Regions from separate parts of the Homo sapiens genome. Here region 2 is linked to region 1. A link is a contact called in ENCODE Hi-C or POLR2A ChIA-PET data. All regions are on one chromosome and are shown on one strand. Each heading gives the region's core, a stretch centred on a gene start or an enhancer-like site at or near the end of the contact. The rest is flanking DNA. Distances are from core to core; before and after follow the strand shown. Region 1 has its middle 12 kb from the start of PPP2R2D. Region 2 overlaps PPP2R2D (protein phosphatase 2 regulatory subunit Bdelta).

What was found. A loop is a pair of places that touch in the nucleus more often than their neighbours do. ChIA-PET counts read pairs that join two places held with the same protein, here RNA polymerase II (POLR2A). Pooled maps may share reads with other maps.
Region 2: a loop to region 1 is called in a map of K562, with 3 times the contacts of the local background. The contact joins two enhancer-like sites. A Hi-C loop is called at or near these places in 4 of 168 maps with a recorded cell type or tissue (CD8-positive, alpha-beta T cell, K562 and adrenal gland) and 9 of 50 pooled maps. POLR2A ChIA-PET finds 5 or more read pairs at or near these places in 5 of 52 experiments (K562, MCF 10A, Panc1 and 2 more).

The regions. Positions count from the first base shown.
Region 1 is chr10:131,884,859-131,892,533 of GRCh38, forward strand. It overlaps the pseudogene LOC100134362. Among named protein-coding and RNA genes, the nearest start is that of PPP2R2D, 12 kb to the right of the region's middle. Within about 2 kb of position 3,418, at least 2 of the 41 ENCODE cell types and tissues checked have a DNase peak (open chromatin) inside an H3K27ac peak, as active enhancers do.
Region 2 is chr10:131,924,812-131,932,486 of GRCh38, forward strand. All of the region lies in intron 2 of PPP2R2D (protein phosphatase 2 regulatory subunit Bdelta), which reads left to right. Among named protein-coding and RNA genes, the nearest start is that of PPP2R2D, 28 kb to the left of the region's middle. Within about 2 kb of position 3,805, at least 6 of the 41 ENCODE cell types and tissues checked have a DNase peak (open chromatin) inside an H3K27ac peak, as active enhancers do.

The DNA of each region.
Region 1 (7,675 bases), core at 2,168-4,667:
ACCTGCTGGGGGGGACACAGACACCTGCTGGAGAGGGACAGACACCTGCTGGGGAGGGACAGACACCTGCTGGGGAGGGACGGACACCTGCTGGGGGGACACAGACACCTGCTGGGGAGGGACAGACACCTGCTGGAGAGGGACAGACACCTGCTGGGGAGGGACGGACACCTGCTGGGGGAACACAGACACCTGCTGGGGAGGGACAGACACCTGCTGGGGAGGGACAGACACCTGCTGGGGAGGGATGGACACCTGCTGGGGAGGGACGGACACCTGCTGGGGAGGGACGGACACCTGCTGGGGGGACACAGACACCTGCTGGGGAGGGACAGACACCTGCTGAGGAGGGACAGACACCTGCTGGGGAGGGACGGACACCTGCTGGGGGGGACACAGACACCTGCTGCGGCCCACGCCAGAGCCAGGGTTTCTGGACTTGGTGTTTCCACGCAGGCGCCTGCGCCACACATCCAGGCAGCCTCCGCGCCCTGCCCCAAGTCCCTGGGTGTCCACATGGTCAGCACGGGCAGGAGCGCGGGCCTCGGCCCGGGTGCGCTTTCCATTCCCGAGGTCGTTTGTAGGAACTGGGGTGATGCCGCCTCCCGCTGGGGCTAAACCTGCCAGACTGGAAGGAAAGTCTGCGCTGAGGGGCTGCTCACACTCGGCCAGCAGGAGGCAGCAGAGGGCAGCCGCGCCCTGGCTGGGAGGCGCCCAGGGCCGGAGGGTTGCGCTCTGCAGGGTGTGTATCTGCAGGCCTGGGCTCAGCTGGCAGGATTGCGGGTCTGCAGTGTTTCTCAGGTTGTTTGTACTTCGACAGTAAGAGCTGGGCCCAGAAAATGATTTCCCAGCTCTGCAAAGATTCACAGTAAGAGCATTTCACAGGTAGGAAGCACGTCACCAGTGTTCAGAGAGCTTTCATTTATTTTCTTTTGGCCTCATAACTCTTTATGGCAGGTAGGTCAGCAGAGCAAGAACTGTGACTTATCAAGGATGAGCAAACAAACCCGGAGAGGCTGGAAATGCACGCGGGGTCCTCGAATTAAAGCTGGGCTGGGAATACCATGACTTAGATTCCCAGTGCCCAGCCCCAGCCTGGCCAGGAGGGTGGTGGCCCTGCCCCAGCTCCACCCAGCTATCTGTCCACCCTGCTTCTGGTGGGCCGCCTGGGGCCAATGCATCTCCAGTTATACTCCCATCCACCGTGATCCCAAGGAGCCAGGGTCTTGGTCTTACACCCCCAGGCTCATGGACACTCACTGAGGCTTATTTTTAGAGCTCAGAGGACTTGAAGTGCTCCCTGAACCAGCATGCGTGGGTCAAGTTGGAAAGGGCACATTCTAGAATTTCTTGTTTTCAGTTGGTTTTATAACGCCTTTTGTTTGAATGTATTGACAGAAGACTCAGTACCGGACCCCTGAGAATGAGTCACCCCTCTTAATGGTGTACTGCCCTGTCAGTGGCACGTCTCAGGAGGTGACCCACTCGGCAGACAGCAAAGTGCTGAGTGCCATGATGGTTTCCCAGGGAGAAGGCGGATCCGAGCCGGTGGCGGGAGAAGGGAAGAGACAAAGGCCCACGCTGCGTCTTCTGGGAGTGGAGGAGCCTTTCTTTCTGGAGCAAGCAGAAAGTCATCTTATCAGTCAACTTGGCACTTCCTCCCATGAGAACGTGAGAAGATTCACATGGTTAAGGGGACTTTGATGTACAGAGATCTTGTTTCACTGCACAGGATTTTTAAGTTACTCAGATAAATGGGGGAAGACTTGACACTTATTGTGCATAATTTGAATTCAAATAGGCTCCCAGTGAAGGGAAATTACCAGACACTTCGAACAGAGTCTATGCCTTCCGTTCTGTGCCTTCTGCTGATATTTAGGCTCAGAACTGCCTTAGAGCTGCCTGATTTGTATAATCTAGAGAACAAAACCATGTTTTGGAATATCATAAAGCTGATATTTTTATTTTTGAAATGAAGTTATCCCCACCTGTGAATTATTTCTAAAACAAAAAAAAAAACAAAAACAAAACCTCTTAGGCTGGGCGTCATGGCTCACGCCTGTAATCCCAGTACTTTGGAAGGCCGAGGTGGGCAGATCTCTTGAGGGCAGGAGTTTAAGCCCAGCCTGGGCAACATGGTGAGACCCATCTCTACTAACAAGACAAAAATTAGCCGGGTGTGGTGGCACACACCTGTAATCCCAGCTATTCGGGAGGCTGAGACACATGAATCGCTTGAGCCTGGGTGGCAGAGGTTGCAGTGAGCCAAGATCATGCCACTGCTCTCCAGCCTGGGCAACAGGGCCAGACTCTGTCTCAAAAATAAATAAATAAATAAAATGGATCATAGACCTGACTGCTTCTTGGCCTTTCAGCTATAATAAGTGTAAAATAGATCATAGACCTGTATGTGAAATGCAAAACAATAAAACTCCCCCAAGATTACATAGAAGAATATTTTAGTGACTTTTGATTTGGAGACGAGTTTTTAGATACAACACCAAAGGCATAAGCCATAAAAGAAAAATATGATAAGTTGGACTTCATTAAAATTAAATATTTCTGCTCCATGAAAGACATTGTTAAGAGAATGAAAAGATAAGCCACATACTGGAAAAGAACTGGCAAAACACATACCTTATAAAAGATTGTATCCAAAATATACAAAGAACTCTTAAAATGTAACCGTAAGAACACAAACAACCCAATTTTGAAATGGGCAACAGATCTGAACCTCACAAATGAAGATATACACATGGCAAATAAACATATGAAAAGATACTCAGCATCATACATAATTAAGTAATTGAAAATCAAAACAACAGGCCGGGTGCTGTGGCTCACACCTGTAATCCCAGCACTTTGGGAAGCCAAGGCGGGTGGATCACTTGAGGCCAGGAGTTCGAGATCAGCCTGGCCAACATGGTGTAACTCCATCTCCACTAAAAATACAAAAATTAGCTGTGCGTGGTGGCCTCCCACCTGTAATCCCAGCTACTTGGGAGGCTGAGGCAGGAGAATCACTTGAACCCCGGAGGTGGAGGTTGCAGTGGGCCAAGATCATGCCACTGCACTCCAACCTGGGAAACAGAGCAATACTCTGTCTCAAAAAAATAAAATAAAATAAAACAACAATGAGATACCACTGCATGCCTATTAGAATGGCTAAACTTTAAATTTGACAATATCAAATGTTAGTAAGGATGAAGAGCAACAGGAACTCTCATTAATTGCTGGTGGGGATGTAAAATAGTGCAGCCAATTTGAAAGACAGTTTGTCAGTTTCTTACAATGCTAAACACACTCTTACCATAGGATCCAGCACCCACACCCCTAGGAATTATTCCAGATGAGTTGGAAACATGTCCATGCAAAAACCTGAAATGAATGTTTATAGCAACTTCACTTACAATTGCCAAAAGTCGAAATTACGAAGGTGTCCTCCAAAAGGTGAATGGATCAAAAAACCGTGGTGCGTCATACAGTGGGATACTATTCAACAATAGAAACAATGAGTCATCAAGCTGTGAAAAGACCTGGAGGAGTCTTCAACGTCTATTACTAATTAAAAGAAGCCAATCTGGAATGGCCACAGGCTATATGAAGCCAACTACATGACATTCCAGGCAAAACTATAAAGACAATACAAAGAGCAATGGTTGCCAGGGGTTGTTGGGGGCAGGGAGGGACGAATGGGTGGAGCACAGGCTATTTTTAGGACAGTAAAATGATTTTTTTTTTTTGAGACAGGGTTTCATTCTGTCATCCAGGCTGGAGCACAGTAATGCAGTCATGGCTCACTGCAGCTTTGACCTCCCAGGCTCAAGCAATCCTCCCACCTCAGCCTCCTGGGTAGCTAAGAGGCTCAAGCAATCCTCCCACCTCAGCCTCCTGGGTAGCTAAGAGGCTCAAGCAATCCTCCCGCCTCAGCCTCCTGGGTAGCTAAGACTACAGGTGCATACCACCATGCCTAGCTAAGTTTTCCTTTCTTATGCTGCCCAGGCTGGTCTCAAACTCCTGGGATCAAGCAATCCTCCTGCCTCAGCCTCCCAAAGTGCTGGGATTACAGGTGTGAACCACCATGCTCAGCCATGAAACGGTTTTATATGATACTATAATGGTGAATACATGACATGATGCATTTGTGAAAACTCATGAAACTATACAACACAAAGAGTGGCCGCTTATGTGCACTATGAACTTTAGTTAATAACAAGATATCAATAATAGCAGTTCATCAATTGTAGTTAATGTCAATAATTACTAGTTACACTAGTACAAAACATGACTAATAGCAGAATTTGTATCTGTGTGTGGAGGAAGGGGGTATATGGAAACTCTCTGTACCATCTGCTCAATTTCTGTAAACCTAAAGCTTCTCTAGAAAATAAAGTCCATTAATTTTAAAAAGCAATTAGGAGCCGGACATGGTGGCGTACACCTGTAGTCCGAGCTATTTGGGAGGCTGAGGGAGGATGATAACTTGAGGCCAGGAGTTCAAAGCTGCAGTAAGCTATGATCATCCCACTGCACTTCAGCCAGGGTGACAGAGCAAGACTCCTTCTCTAAAACAAAATAAAAATAATTATTTGAAAAATTAAAAAACAATTAGGGTATCATCTTGGTTTAAAAAATGTCAACAACCTTTACCCTAGATTTACACTAGTATATTCACAATTCTGAGATCCACGTGCGGGTTCCCTTGCCTGGAGTAACTAAAATCCCAGACATGCTCTAAGATCCTGTCAACTCCGTCTTGGGAAAAGCACCATCTGCTCAGAAGCCATCACTGCCTTCTCCTTTGTTTGAGGCCACATGAGTAAATCTCTGACGGTGGGATGATTGTACCTCAAGGCTCACATACGCATGGAGGTGGGTGAAACGCAGGTCTTTCCCATTCTTTCTGCAGCCGTCCATGGGGTCATTGTGCCCCTGCATCACTCCCGCGCTCACTGCCGGGCCCAGGACACTGGGGGAGGCCTTAGGGAGCAGGTGCTGAAGTGGCCTCCCCACTGAACAAAGCTAGTGTGCTGGTGAGACACACACCCAGGGGGTTTGTCTTTCTCAGTCTGCAAACATCAGGCAACAAGCATGGCACCATTCTACAACTGGGTTCAGGGTTCATATTAGGCCCGAGCTCTGTCAAATCTGTATAAACACACTGGTTTGGGGTCCCCGTCCCTCTTTCTCTCTGTTGGTCTCTCACAGGGGAGGGCTCTGGCTCTCCGTTAGCAGGCGTCCACACTGGCGTCTCTCAGACCCACATCTACCCTCCCAGCCCTCTGCCAACACCCTTCTTCACCCTCAGGTGGGGGCCCCTCATGGTGACCACAAGACCTCTTCAGGGCCTACACACTCACACACATACACAGAGACACACAGAGACAGACACACGTAGCGACAGAGACACAGACAGAGATACAGAGACAGACACACACACAGACACAGACACACAGAGACAGATACACACAGAGACAGACACACACAGAGATAGACACAGACAGAGATATACACAGAGACACACAAACAGAGACAGACACACACAGACACACACACACAGACACAGACACACAGAGATAGATACACACTGAGACAGACACACACAGAGATATACACACAGACACACACACAGACAGAGACAGAGACACACAGAGACACACACAGAGACAGAGACACAGAGACATACACACAGACACACACACAGACAGACACACAGAGACACACACACAGAGACACAGACACACAGAGACACACACACAGACACAGACACACAGACAGACACACACAGAGACACACGCACAGGGATATACACAGAGATGGACACACAGAGACACACAGAGACAGAGACGCAGAGACAGACACACAGAGATACACACACAGAGATATACAGAGACACACACACACAGACACAGAGACATACAGACACACACACAAACAGAGACACACACAGTAGACACACAGAGACACACTCACAGAGATAGACACACACGGAGACAGATACACTCACAGAGGCGCACGCCCCAACAGGGACACATATGGACACAGACACACACAGGCAGGCTGAGTTCAGTCCTCACCCACATAGGGGAGCAGGAGCTTCTCCACGCCCTTCGGGGACACTCTGGGGCAACCTGGTGCCCTGCAGCTGCGTCCCCTTCCTGAGGAGGGCCCGGGGCCTCTGCTGAGGCCACTGCTCCAAGGCTCCTAAAGTGGCTGCTTGGCCCCCAGCCCCCACATTCTCCAACTTCCCTGGGGACGCATATTCATTCTCTGTGGCTGCTCTACCTAGTGACCAAAATTTAGTGGCTTAAAACAGCACAAATGTCCTCGTAAGATTCTGCAGGTCAGAAATCTCAAAGCAGCCTCACAGGGCTGAAATCAGGGCTGGTGCCCTCTGGAGGATCCAGGGGAGTCGCCAGCCCTTGCCTCTCCCACCGTGAGGCCGCCTGCCTCCTCGCGGTGGCCAGCCCGCCAGCCTCTGCTTGAGTCACCTCTCCTCCCTCTCCAGCCCTCCTGCCCACTCTGTGACTCCCCCTGGCCACCGCGTCTCCCAGGATCCTCTCCGTCTCAGGATCCTTCACTCAATCACATCAGCACAGTCCCTGTGCTCCAGAGGCTGCTGTCACAGGTCCTAGGGATTGGGACGTGGACGTCCTTGGGGGGCCGTTCTCCAGCCGACCACAGGTGCCAGTGTACCCAGCCCGGCGGGGGGGGGGCCGCTTGTGGCAGACTGGCTCCTCCTCCGAGGCCCCCCTCTAGCTGTCCTCTCAGACATCTGCTCAGACATCCAACCCAGAGACTCAGGGACAGAGAGCTGGCACACAGGGCAAGGAGCCTTCCACATTTTTCTGTCTTACACCTGTACTTCGGCTCGTTATCTTAAACTGAACAGTGAAGGCTTTGAGAGTGTGTCCCCTGGTTCCGTGCGAAGGGCCACGCCCAGAAGAAAAGGAGCTGCTCCACCCAATGGGAGGAGTCCGGGGAAAGAAAAGGGGACAGGGTTCGGTTCCCCACAATTCTACTCCCCTCCAGCTATCTGGGAAAGGACCTCAGGAATGCATGCCTCTGCCTCTGCCATTGCAAGGTGAGGTCCAAGGGCCATGCCGCCAGGCACTCTGGGCTTAACCTTCTGCATAGAAGACAAGAACACCAAACTCCAGGAAGGTGGGATTCCTTCCTGGTGGCTGGGCTTGGAGGGAAGCTGGGAACCAGAGAGAGGGCCTCGGTAGAAACTGCCGGGAGGCTGCTCCAAGGGCAACTGGGAGAAATCCGAGGGGAGCAGAGCCTACAGCAGCCACGCATGTGGAGAAGAAGACAGGAAATCCTTGAAAGAGAGAGCTATTGGGAGGAAGGGCTAAGGAGTTCACATGACGTGCTCCCCTGGCCAATCTGCAAAGGTCAAGGATGGGGCGTCAGGAGCGGCCCCTCCAGCCACGGCACAGGATCCACTGTGTGTTCCCCGCAGCACCGGCGAAGCAATCAGCCACAGCAGCTGCGTGGAAAATCCTGCCCCACCACCATCCTCTTGTCCCCACGCACGACGATCCCGGGAGGCAGTGACCAGAGGGTTCAGTTTCCAGGTCACTGCATGAGGGTGTCCTTCTTGCCAGGCAGAGCCAGTGCTGAGGCTCCCCTGCAGCCTCCCCACGCCATGGACGGTGGAGTCGGAAGCATA
Region 2 (7,675 bases), core at 2,555-5,054, 40 kb after region 1:
TTCAGGTCTTTAATTTTTTTTTTTACAATATTTTGCAGTTTTCAATGTACAAATCTTGTCATTCTTTGATTAAATTTATTCCTAAGTATTTATTCTTTTTGATGATATTGTAAACAGAGTTGTTTTCTTGCTTTTATTTCTGAATTTTTCATTGCTAGGTGTAGAAATGCAGTTGACTTTATTGGCCTTGCATCCTGTGTCCTTGCTGAACCTGTTTATTATCTCTGATAGGTTTTGTGTTTGTGGATTCCTTAGGATTTCCTGTATACAATATAATGCCATCTGTGAATAGAGATATGTTACTCCTTTTTAATCTGGATGCCTTTTATTTATTTTCTTTGCTTAACTGCCCCAGCTAGAATTTCCAGTAGAATGTTTACTAGAAGTTAGCAAATCAAACATCCTTGTCTTGTTCCTGCTTTTAGGGGAAAAGCCTTCAGACTCATCATGAAGTGTGATGTTAGCTGTGGTTTTTTAGGTACTCTTTGTCAAGTTGAGGAAGTTGCATTTTATTCTTAGTTGGTTGAGTGTTTTTATCATGAAAAGGTGTTGGATTTGTTAAATGCTTTATCTGCATTTATTGAGATGACCATGTGGTCTTTGTCCTTTAATGTTATTAGTATGGTGTATTACATTGATTTGTTTTTGTATGTTAAACCAACCTTGCATTCCTAGGATATGGTATACTTCTCATATTTCAAAAATATTGTTTGTTCCTGTAGCAGAGAAATTTTTAGTTCTTTCTGACTTCTGTATTTTAGAATAATTTGCCACAAACTTTTTTTTAGTGCTTAAGTGACTAGAAAGTAGTATGCAGAATTTTCTATTTTGTCACATTTTATCCAGTCTAGTCATAATGATGCAAGATTTTTTTTGCTCCTTAGTTCAGCTAAATTCAGCTTCTTGTCTTGCAACCAGGAAAAATTAGGCATGCGGATACATTGAAGGGTGAGGAGGCAGAATTTATTAAGCAAAAGGAAAGCTCTCAGCAAAGATAGGGATTCTCCAAGCAGGTTTCCCCCTCACAAATTGAATACGAGGCCACCACGCAGAGGTTGAAGAAGCCAGGCCCCTCCCCAGCATAAGGTGCATATTCCTAGTGGCTCCGCCCCGTTTTTCAGCGCACACACAGGCCCTTAGTCTGAGCCACTCCATGTTGATTTATTTCCCTTACTGGGCATGTGTTAAGGGACGGGATTTTTCAATGTGGGCATGTTTAGGCGACTTCCCCCACCCCATGCACAATGACCTGGGCGGGGCAGAGATTCCCTTGGGACCTTTCCCTGTTTGCCTGTGTATTGCATTTGGCTGTCTCCTGCCTCTATCAGTAATTCGGATAAACTCAATTTTGGATGCTTTTAGATTATAGTGTCTCTAGAGTCTTACTGGGTCTCGGACATAAATAGTTTTCCATTTTTTTAATATATGGTAGAGGCTTATAATTCACTTCTATTAGTTTATGTCTGGTTTTTGAACAGAATGGACTTTTTGCCTTTGGGTGAGCTTCTTTGAAAAGACACAGAAACGTGTGTATATGTGTGTGCGTGTGCATCTGTGTCTGCTTGTAGAAAATTTCTTACTTCCAGCTGAGCGCAGTGGCTCACGCGTGTAATTCAGTACTCTGGGAGGCTGAGGCAGGAGGATCGCTTGAGCCCAGGAGTTCGTGACCAGCCTGGACAACATAGTGAGACCCTGGCTCCACAAAACATTAAAAAAGGTAGACAATTTCCCACTTTTCTTGTCTGTCAGTTTGTCGTATCCAGAGTGCCCTGTTGCTGAGCTCACCGCCTGGCAGCCTCGGTAAACTCTGCCTCCTTGGAGGGCAGCTCTACTCCTCTTTCTGCATATGTACTAAATTCTTCTCAGAGAAGTTTTATGTGAAGGAGTTGTGATTTCCAAAAACTCTCTGGCTGGATGTGTTTTTTGACTGTTGTGTGTCATCGTTTGAGTCCCTGCAGTATGCACACAGCTCTGCCAGGTGCCGCAGAGCAGGAAACAAATGGCCTTGCCCGGCACCTTGCCTCTGCCCAGCGTGTAGAGGAGAGAAGTGATTGGGTGGGTAATGGTAGGAAACGAACTCGTTGCCAGAGTAGGGGTGCGTTGAAATGGGTGAACTTGCCGAGTCAGGGTAGCAGAGCGCTGGCTACAGCGAGTTCATGAAGGACTGGGAGGAGAGGGTGTGGTGACCACGAGTCCAAAGAGCTGCCTAGCTTGGGTCATCCCGCTCCAGGTGGTCTCTGCTGGAAGCAGTGGCTTCTTCCACTGCAGGGGGTGTCTTTGACGGGGAGATTATGGCTGTTCTCTTTTGGGTTCTTCTGTTTTTCATGAAATAAGCAGATTCATTAATGGGAAGTGGGGTGAGTGGCTGGGGTGCTGGAAGTTTGAGGGGAGAGGAGAGGTGTGAGACAGTCATTTTGAGGAGGGAGGAGCCGTGGTCTGGGAGCATCAAATGAAGGAAGGAGAAACTCTCCCCCCGGGGAGTGGGGTGTGAGACAACAGAGAGCCCCCATGGAGAGGGCCTGGGAGAAGCTGCTGTCAGGGATTGCAAGTTTCAGACTAAGAGGATGAATGGAGCCTTCAGAGAGGGCGGGTGCGCGGGTCGGACGGGTGCGCGGGTTGGAGTACAGGAGGCCCAGAGCTTGGCGGCGGTGAGAGTCCGAGTGAAGACGGATAGCTGCTTGGGCCTGAAGTCAGCGGGATGATGTTTGCTGCAGAATGGAATACCTGCAGAGGGCACAGGTCCCAGATATGCAGTACTGACTGTCGCCCAGCAAAGACCCCCAGTAAATACCCAGCCCCACTAGGAGCACGTTGCCAGGACGCCAGGCCCTCCCTCCCTCCGGGGCAGCTCCTACCCCAGCTGGCATCGCACATCGGACACCCCGTTCTTGAATGTGGTATAAGTGGAATTGCACCCTAAGTCCTCTGCAGTGTTTGGCTTTCTGTAACTAACCTGGGGTGTTACGCGATGGTCATTTGTTTTCATTGCTGTGTGATGTTCTGTTGTATGAATATGCCACAGTTTATGCATCTTTTCTACTCTTGACGGACATTTGAGTTGATTCTTTTGTGAACGTGCTGTGAACATTCTCGTAAGTGGTTCAGTGATGCACATATGTAGTTCTGGGGGCTGTGTGTCTGGAGTGGAGTTTCTGGGTCACGGGATATGCATGTTTCACCTTAGTGGATATTGTCCGATGGTTTTCAGAGTTGCTGTACCCATGTTTGCTCCAGGAGCTGTCTACGAGAGCTGCCGTGGATACCTGGAAAAGTCAGTCTCATTTCAGCTGGTGTGTGAGTGTGACATTGCAGGGTGGCTTGTACTGACCCTTCCCTGACAGCTAGGGAGGGTGGACACCAGTTCATCTGCCTACTAGCCTAGGGTCCGATTTGCTAGTGCCTCCGGTAGGGCGCTAGTTTTCCTTATAACCACCTCCTGGGCTGCTAGGCCACCTCAGTTCCTGGTGGCCAGGTGGAGACCATCAGGAAGGGGCAGTGGCCTCGCGAGCAGCACCTGGTCTGTGGTTATGTGCCAGGAAGTGTGTTTAAATGACCCACTCCAGAACTAGCCGAAGAGGACCTGCGGGAAACTTTCACATCATGTCTGTCAGGGATCCCTTTTGTTTTGACAATGACTCAGTAATTTTAGGTGATGCGTTTTAAGTACTGTATCTTTTTTGGTAATAGACTGATTGTGGTACTTGGGTATTGACAGGGTTTTTTCAGGCTGGTAATGTTATCTTTATGCTTTTCAAGAGCTTCCTCCCGCTGCTTTCTGGACATTGGGCTCTGAGGCTTAGGAGAGGAAATGGGGGAACCCCTTGAAGGCTGCGGCAACCCTCCAGCAGAGGTGGTGGGTGCCGTGGGCGGAGGCTGGCGGCAGTGAAGATCCAGAGAAGTAGAGAAGTGAAATAGTCACATTTTTATTTTGTTTTGAAAAACCTAGTGGGTTTTCAAAAACTATTAAGTTAGGAAAAGTCTCAGGATATGAGCCATGCAGCCAGCAGGCCTCCAAATGGCCGTCCAGGCAGGGGAGACGGGTCAGACGGGTCAGGAGACATTGTCTCTCGGGACAAGAAGAGCTGAGAGCTGATCTGATGCATTCATATTTGACATACCAGTTAAAGGAAGTAGTTAGAAATGATGTACGTATAAAAGAAAAGTAGAATAATAATACAACAGGCGCCTCTGTCCTCAACCCCAGAACTCACGCCTGGAGTTGTTTGTCTGCCTTCGTTGTGTTTCTCTCCAGATGCAGTTTCTGGATCTCCTGAAGGCTGATGACCCCAGACGGCCTTGTCATTGCCCCCTGTACTACCTCGGAAATCTTGGTTTCAGGCACCCCCTTGGATTTCTGTCTCCTGTGCTTCCCGCAGAGTGGCCCTGCTCAGGCGCCCCCTCCTGATCCTCTGAGCCTCTGCCTCCTCCCAGCCACTGGGCAGGCTGGAAATGTTATCATGGGAATGGGCAGGCTGGAAATGCCATCGTGGGAACTGTGCTGGGTGGTCTGGTGTTGCCCTTAGTGTTTCGTTCACTAAAGCGTAAGCCGTGTGAAGACGGGCTTTGTGTTGTCTTGAGGCCACCCACGCAGTGCTTGGTTTAGAGCCACTCAGATGTAGGAGCAGCTTAAAAAGATAAGCTGCTGGCCTCAGGTGTGAAGTGGGCGTGGATACTGGGAGGCAGGCCTGCATTTCTCAAGACTCGTCACTCTTCTCTCTTCTGAGGGGACTTCCGCCATAGGCTCTCCACATCGCCCGTGTCCTCTCTTTCACTCCTAGCAGGTGACCCTCCCTCATGCCTCGTGGAAACAGTGCAGCCTGAGGGGCTGTGCTCTGCCCGCCACACCTGCCCGCTCCATTCTCACAGCAGCTCCCGGCTGTGCTCCGTGCCTCCCTCCCCGCCACCACCGGCAGCTGACTCTCCCTGGGGCACATGGTCCTGACTTCTAGGGCATGTTTTACAGATCCCACTGACTCCGTTTCCCCTTCCCCATCCACAGCTCCTTAGTCTGCTTCCTCATAGCACCCGAATGTCCTTTAAACCTGGGACCTCATTCCTCGTCACCTGCCCCTCCTCTCTTGCCACCTGAGGCCGCCCCGGTTGTAACTCCTGTGCTGGGACTGCTCACTTTTCATTCCGTGGTTTCGAACCGTCAGTGCCAACCTCCTGTATGGCAACCGATGATTCCGCCTTTTACTGATACCACCTTCAGCCCACGTGTATCCCCACTCCCCACAAAAAAAGAGGTTGAAAGAGATCTATTGCAAGTTTTTGTTACATAGTATTCCGTTAACAGGTAAATATTGTGTATTACTGAACTGTGCCTTTTCTTTTTCACACAAGTTTTCACTTTCCTAGGTCTAATGATTGCCTGATTTTCTCATATGCTTAGTTATCTGTGTCTTTAGTGCATTTTTTTTTTTAGCAAACACTTCAACAGGTCTATCAAATACCAACACATCAGATCAGCTCTCAGCTCTTCTTGTCCCCAGACCAGTCTCCCTGGCCTGAACGGCCACTCTGAGGCCTGCTGGCCGCCTGGCTCATGTCCTGAGATTCTCCTCACCATTTTTTGGAAGTCAGATCTGCCATCTTCCTTCTCTTGGCTTTTTCTCTCATTTTGCCAAATTGCCTCTCGCAGCAGTTTCCTGAGAAAGCATTTGTTTGTTTTGGCTCTTTGCATATTCGAAAACATTTTTACTGCTCCCTCAGATTTGATTGAAAACTTGACTAGGTCTAGCATTTCAGGTTGAAAATTGTTTTCTCCCAGAATTTTGAGGGTAGTTTGAGGTTTCATCCACCATGTTTCCTGCAACCTGTGTGATGCCATCTGACTCCCTTCCTCTCCGCATGTGACCTGTTCATTTGCTCTGGAAATTTTTAGAATCTCCTTTTTATCCCTGGTGTTGAGATGTGCGCGGCCTGGGTCTGCCATCAGCCATGCGGGGCCTCTGAGCCTGGGAACGGGGCCTTGGATGCTTCTGCCTTGCTTTCTCTGTTGTGTTTCTAGAACTCGTCAGCTGGGAGGTGGGCCACCGAAACTGATCCTCTGATTGTCTTATCCTTCCTGTCATCCATGTCTTTCTTTCCACTCTGCCCTTTGGAGGAGATCTGAAGGTTTTGATGATTACTGTTGCCCTTTGGATTTCACATGGCACTTTCTCCTCCTCTTTCCTTCTTTAGCATATTCTTCCTCTCCTGGGGGCCCCACTGGGTGTCCTGGCTGAGACCAGCCCAGGTGTCCTGCCCCACTCACCCGCAGGGGCTTGCTACCTTGAGCACGCAGGGTCCCACGTCCAGCATCCCTCTCCTCTCCCCTCCATCAGGCGGGGATGATGATAGCCCTGCTTCCTGGGGCTCTTAGAGGCCTGGCTACGTTAGTACAGGGCTTGTGCGTGGTTAGGATAGCACCTGGCTCCTAGTAAGCATTCAGCCAAACCCTGGTACTGTAGCGGCTGGTAGTAGTCAGCAGATCTCCAGAACATGATTCGGGCTTTCCCGTCTCTCTTTGTTCAGATTCCATCCTTGTTTTTGTTTTTTTGTTATTTTTTACTGAGATGGAATCTTGCTTTGTTGCCCAGGCTGGAGTGCAGTGGCGTGATCTCAGCTTCCTGCAATCCCCACCTCCCTGGTTCAAGCGATTCTCCTGCCTCAGCCTCCCGAGTAGCTGTGATTATAGATACACACCACCATGCCTAGCTGATTTTTGTATTTTTAGTAGAGATGGGGCTTTGCCATGTTGGCCAGGCTGGTCTCGAACTCCTGACCTCAGGTGATCCACCCGCCTTGGCCTCCCAAAGTGCTGGGATTACAGGCATGAGCCACTGCGCCTGGCCCCACCCATCTTTGTTTTGGTGACTTCTTGAGGCTCTGCAGGTCGTGGCTGTTGGTTTCTATTTCTGAGTGTAGCGAGGCTGCTGTTTCTGTGGGCCTGGGCTTTTCAGCTGGCAGCTTCACTGTGGTTGGCCATGTCCTTGTAAAACCCAAATGTTTGAATATTGAGGCCCTTTCCCCAGGGCTGGAGTATTTCGGAGGGCACCCCTGGGGATGGCGGCCGGTAGCCAGTGTCTGAGGAACAAGAAACTGTGTGCTCCCACCTGGCAGGGTGAATGGGGGGCGACCTGGGGACCAAGCAGCTCTGTGAAGACTTTCTGCATCTCTGTGCCAGCCCCTTGCTGCCCCCACGTTTGTTAAAGCTGCTCACATAGATGCTTTTTCTGCTTTCTTCTGACACCTGGGCGGGGGTGGGAGGGTAAAGGAGATGAACACACACGCATGGCCCACCATGTTCGGCGGGAGGTCTGAGAGGACTCGGGGTGGCTGCGGACACTTTGCGGATTTGATGGGACCCGGATGTTGAATGAGGATTGCACAGCCAGACAGCCAGCTGGCAGCAGTGCCACGGCAGGTGGAGTGTGACATGGCAGTGGGGCCTGTCTGGCTGAGAAGAGACCCGATGTCTCCATGGGATGGCCAGGAGGTGCCAGGCTGTACCGTGGGCAGAAGCACTCCCCTACCCCAGCAGGGAAATGGAGGCAGAACGCAGCCATGGTGAAGTTTATGGTAGTTTAAAATACCTAACTCACTTTGGGAAGCTGAGGCAAGTTGATCACTTGAGACTGAAGCGGGCTGATGACGTGAGGCCAGGAATTCGAGACAATTCTGGTCAACATGG